Regions from separate parts of the Homo sapiens genome. Here region 1 is linked to region 2. The links are chromatin loops, found by intact Hi-C in ENCODE. Cell type or tissue: ascending aorta. All regions are shown on one strand. Links, peaks and the distances in the headings refer to the core of each region. The heading gives the core; the rest is flanking DNA.

Evidence for each region. A loop is a pair of places that touch in the nucleus more often than their neighbours do. Peaks named below come from ENCODE experiments on the same cell type or tissue, not always from the same donor. Only the 100,000 strongest peaks of a DNase experiment are listed, where the experiment ranks them.
Region 1: a loop joins it to region 2, with 2.0 times the contacts of the local background. A loop is called at or near these places in 1 of 110 quality-filtered maps.

The regions. Positions count from the first base shown.
Region 1 is chr1:229,826,013-229,828,819 of GRCh38, reverse strand. No RefSeq gene overlaps it. Among named protein-coding and RNA genes, the nearest start is that of LINC01682, 58 kb to the left of the region's middle. In ascending aorta, for the core only: no CTCF peak of the experiment used is centred there; no DNase peak of the experiment used is centred there; H3K27ac peaks cover 1,231 bases.
Region 2 is chr1:229,997,588-230,000,394 of GRCh38, reverse strand. No RefSeq gene overlaps it. Among named protein-coding and RNA genes, the nearest start is that of LINC01736, 3.7 kb to the left of the region's middle. In ascending aorta, for the core only: no CTCF peak of the experiment used is centred there; a DNase peak (open chromatin) is centred at 1,280; H3K4me3 peaks cover 576 bases; H3K27ac peaks cover 2,087 bases.

The DNA.
Region 1 (2,807 bases), core at 264-2,763, 170 kb after region 2:
GGGACATGGATGACTTGGCAGCGATATCAACCATTTTGTTTCCAAATGTTTCTTTATTTTGGGCAGAGGAATGTCCCTGAACTTTAATAATAGCTAAAGCTCTTGGAGCTTGAATGGCATTGAGGAGTGCCAAGACATGGTCTTTGTTTTTTATTTTCTTTCCAGATGAGGTAAGGAAGCCTCTTTATTTCCAAAGCATGCCAAAATCATGAGCTACTCTCTAAAGGCATGACTACTGTTTACATAAATATTGGCTGTTTTATCTTTAGCTAAAAGACATGCCCTAGTAAAAACATGTAGTTCTGCTTGTTGGACAGATATGGCATCAGGAAAGGGACCAGACTCAATAATCTGGTTAAGAGAGACAACAAGTTTCTAGTTAGGTATTTGCCACTGGGTCCCCTCAGTTATAACCCATCAGTAAACCAGTTATAGTCTGTATTGGGTAAGGGAGCCTCCCAGAGATCTAGCCAAGGGGTGAGAAGTTGATCTGTTCAGGTAGCACAGTCATAGGGAATGTCATCTTTTGGAAGGGGAAATAAGGTGGAAGGATCCAGAAAATTACATCAGGTAAAGTCGGGAGGCTAGCAGGGAGATGTTGAGTGTGATGAGAATTGAGAAGAGCCTTGAGAGAGTAAGGAACATAAACAATGAGAGGAAACCCCATCACTATCTTTCCTGTGGCTTTTACAAGGATAAAAACAGCAGAAGCCATTTTGAGGTGAGAAGGAAGTCCTTGAGGAACATAATCTGTTGAGTATAGCATCCCATGTGTCTATTTTGTCCTCCAAGAGGTTGAGTAAAAACTCCCAGAGCATTCCCTTTGCATTCATGAGTGAACAGATTAAAAGAGAGGTTATAATTAGAGTGTCCTAAGGTTGGGGCCAAGGTAAGTTGAGTTTTTGTATTCTCAAAGGACTCCTGGGCATCAAAAGTCCATTGGATGGAATTGGGAGAGAAACTTTTAAGGAGATTACAGAGAAACTGAGACATTAAGGAAAAATTGAGAAGCCAATTTCAGCAACAGCCTGCAAGTCCCAAGAATCCAGAAAATTGTCTCTTTGGCAAAGGGGAAAGGCCAATATACATTGTAGGCACAAGGGGTCTACCTCTATTGAATTCCTAGGATACCTCCTAACCTCTAAGAGGGGCTTAGGAAATATCCCGTGAATTTGACAGAGGTCTGACAAAATTAGTTTTCTTTGGAGACTTTGTGTCCCTTAGAGGATAGATTGTGTAGTAAGTAGGTAGAGGCTGCCAAGGAGGCAAACCTCTTAGGAAGGGGAACATAAGAACAAATCATCAACATATTGAAAAAAAGAATGAATCATTGACATATTGGAGTAAAGTGGACCCTCACCAAAAAGAAATGGTAGCTAAATTGGCCCTATGGATCTGGGAGAAGTAGGTTGGGCTTGCTGCATACCCTTGGAGAAGGACAACCAAGGTGTATTGTTGGCCTTCTCAAGTTAAGGCAAAAAGGTATTGGCTGTCAGGAGCTATAGGTATACTGGAAAGGACACTACAAAGATTGATAGCTGGAAATTTCAGGGGAAGCATTAGAAAATAGGGCATAGGGATTGAGAACCACGGGTGTTGGGGATTGACTGTGTTACTGATAGCCCAGAGATCCTGAACACATTGCCATCCTGTACTGTTGGGCTTGTGGATGAGTAGGATGGGGGTATTGCAAGGACTGGTGCAGGGACAAATTTTTTTTTTGGTATAAAATCATCCATTATGGGTTGTCTGCCAGCCAGGGCCTCAGGATCTAGGGGATATCGTTTGACACTGGAGAGGGGTTTATTATGGTTAATGTGGATTTTAATTGGAGGTGCTGAATGGCTGTGACCAACATCAGTGTTGGATTGTGCCAAAGGCTATCAGGTAGCTCTTGGAAGGCAAGATGGGTAATGGTGAGGCTAACTGAATAGATGAGTATTTGGGTAAGAGCTGCTTCTGTGGCAAAAATCTCCTGGTGAATATAGTTTAAGCATTATTTCCTCCTTTTGGGAGAATAAAATATGGGCCTGGTAGGCTTCTGAGAAATCCCTTTCCAGGAGGTGTATGGGAGCTGATGGGACAAGCAAAAAGCAATGACTGATAGTGAGAGATCCTAGTTGAAATGGAAAATTGGTAGAGATTTAGGATCTGTCATAGGCTGGTTGGCTACCTTGACCATTTGGATGAATTCAGAACTCTGGGGAGAGGTCATTGAAAGCATGTCGGGGTTAAGGACAAATAGAGTAGAACAGAGTAGCCCCAGTGTCAACCAGAACTCTGACTACTTTATCATCAATTTTAATATCTAGTCCTTCTTGCTGGTTAGTTTTAAGTATGGGAAATATCCCCTGAATGTTCCCAAAGCAGGCCCAAGTAGCTTTATCGGCATTTATCTTTAGCCATTATTTACATCTGGGGTAATCCTTCTTAAAATGTTTAGTGCGTTTGTAGAAAAAGCAGGGTTTTTTAATTTTAATTTTGAGGAGAGGACATTTTGGAGGAATCCCTAATTGTTGTAGCTGAAGGGCCATTAACTTGGTAGTCTTTTCTTGACAATCTAAGGCTCAAGTGGCTGTAGATTCTTTGTCCTTTTCTAAAGTTTTGGATACTTGATTGGCGGAACAGGCTATTTCATGGGGTTGTTTTGCACCTCAATTAAAGTCATGCTGTTTTACTAGGGTATTGAGGACTTCAGAAAGATTGGCCACAAAAAAATGGAATTAAATGAATTGAGCATTTCATTATTTAAGTCTGTGATCTCTAAATTTTGTTGGAAAGTTTGTTCAAATTTAACAAATAATCAA
Region 2 (2,807 bases), core at 231-2,730:
ATTATAGGTGTATGCCATAATGCCAGTTAAGTTTTAAGTTTTTATGGAGACAGGGTCTTGCTATGTTCCTCAGGTTGGTCTTGAACTTCTGGCCTCAAGCTATCGTCCCACTTTGGCCTCCCAAAGCGCTGGGATTACAGGTGTGAGCCACCATGCCCAACCTGTGAACTCTTGTAGACTATTCTGATGGAGCATTACAGAGGTACCTGATATAGCAGTGGTGGGCATGTTGGGTGAGTCTCATTACCTGTGCAGGTGCTGGGGACAGGTAAGCCCACTTTAATTAGAAACAAGCCTGGCCCTGGGTTGAATCTCTATCTAGCTCCTCTGAAGCCAGGGTAAGCCTTTACTCAGATGCTACATCCCACTCTGTTTGGGAGCTGAGAAGTGACCACATCAGCAAAGTCCAAGCCTTTCCTTAGCCCTACCAAGTGGGTTTCACAAAGGAGGCATTCCCGTCCAGTGAGGGAGGTTGAGCCTCCCCTCTGACTGGCATGCGGTTCCCCCAGGTTTGGGCCTTGGCTACATCTGGGAACATTGCTGCTACATACTGGAAGCATCACAAAAGCCACACTCAACAAGCATCCGCCGACTCTACCAGTTCCTTAGTTAGATTTAAAAAGGAGACCTGTGCTTCCTGTTTCCCGGCTGAGAAAGGCCGCTGTGTCTTCTTATATTCTTATTATTCCCAAAGGGCTGAGTTCTCCTCACTTTCTCCCACCTCCCCTCCGAATAAATAATTCACCACGGGGCTGAAATAAAATATGTAGTCAAAAGAGAGGGAAAGCAAGGGAGCAGAAATCCTGCAGCCTTGATTACAGTGTTAGCTTCTGCGAAGGCTGTAGTAAAGTCTGCATGGGGTGGGTGTCCCAGCAGGGGCCGGTCACTAGGAGCCCGCACTCCACGGCTCTTCCACTGTCACTCCATTTCCTCATTTTCAGCAATGACATTTCAGCCTCTGAGTGGAGGGCAGGTATTTGTCGAGGCAGCTCAGCAAATACATTTGACCTTTAGAAGAAAAAAAATAAGAGATCAGGAGACAGAAGAGAGGGGAAGAAATTCTCAGTGCATTATTTCCTTTTCTCCCTTTGGCAGAACAAGTGCTGAGAAAGAATTGCCAAGAGGCAGCGTCTGCTCCAAGTGTAGCGATTTAGTACGAATTCATGATTTCCCTTTTCCTTATTTCCCTTTTGATTAATCATGGAAAGGTCTGAATGTTTTCGTTAAAGAATTATGGCCCAGAACTTTCCTTGGCAGTCAGTTGCAACTGCTTCTAAAAAGGTTCTTGTAGTTCTTTGAGGCTGCTTCTCAGAGCGTTGGAAAATGGTGCATAACCAAAGTGACTCAGGCCTCTTTCAGGGAAACTGGGTAATATTAATTCTCCTATTTCACAGCTGCAAAACAAGAGATGAACTGAGGTTAAAGGCCCAATTCAAATAGCTCTAGCTCACGTATCATGGGGTCTGGAGATTTAAGGGGAGTACATAGGGAAGGAACAGAAAACAGACCCTGGGTTGAGGTGGCATCTCCTAAAAATTGTTATCGCACCTATTAAAGCCTTTATTTCTCACCTTATTGGTGAGCAAGCAACAGGGCAGAGATGTGCTGCTTCCCTGGTGACCACTCTTGCCACTGATGGGGCCATGGAAGAGCCACTAGACCCGGCTGGGCACAGTGGCTCGGTCCTTTAATCCCAGCGTTTTGGGAGGCTGAGGCAGGAGGATCACTTGAGCCCAGGAGTTCAGGGCTGCAGTAAGCTATGATTGCACCATTGTCCTCCAGCCTAGGTGAGAGAGTGAAACTCTGTCTCAAAAAGGAACCACTAGATCTAAAGCCAGGAGACCCTGCTCAGCCTGGCCTGGCTTCCAAGGCCTAACCTCTACTTCTCAGAGTGACTCGGGCGAGTAACTGCCCCTTCTCTCTGGACCCTCACAGTAGGGAGGGCTCAAAAGTTCTGCATGATAGTCGCTGGTCATAGCAATGTGGCACCACCTCCCCTCAGCCCTCCATAATTCACTTATGTGTTCTTGGACAGATCATGATAGCAAATACTTTTATGGCATTTACTCTGTGTCAGGCTGTACACTAAACCTTTGCATATATGCATGAATTTTTTTTTAACCTTACAACAAGTAGTGGTATTAACATTCCCATTTGCAGATGAGGACACTGAGGCACAAAGACATTGTGAAACTAACAGATTAAGAGTTTAATGCACAAAGAGATCACCTTCCCAAACTCACACTACAGTGCGGAGCTGAGCGAGGCAGCCTGGCTCCAGCGTCAGTACCTTGCCCTGATAGCTCTGTCCTCTAGCTTGATAGCTCTGTCTCCCATCTGCCCTCCTGGGAGGCTACTGGGGTCAATAGTCTTTTGTGCATCTTTTCCAAAAATGTTGCATGGCATTGATGCATATAAATAGACACAAATACAAATTGTAGCATTTATACTCTTCCTTTTTGCACCAAATACAATGACATAATTTATTTTTTTGAAACAGAGTCTCACTCCATCACCTGGGCTGGAGTGCAGTGTTGCAATCTTGGCTTACTGCAACCTGCGCCTTCCAAGTTCATGCAATTCTCCCGCCTCAGCCTCCCAAGTAGCTGGATTACAGGCACCCACACAACCATGCCCGGCTAGTTTTTGTGCGTGTGTGTGTGTGTTTTTTTAGTAGAGATGGGGTTTTGCCATGTCGGCCAGGCTGGTCTTGAACTCCTGACCTCAAGTGATCCACCTGCCTTGGCCTCCCAAAGTGCTGGGATTACAGACGTGAGCCACCACATCCAGCCAATAACATGATCCTT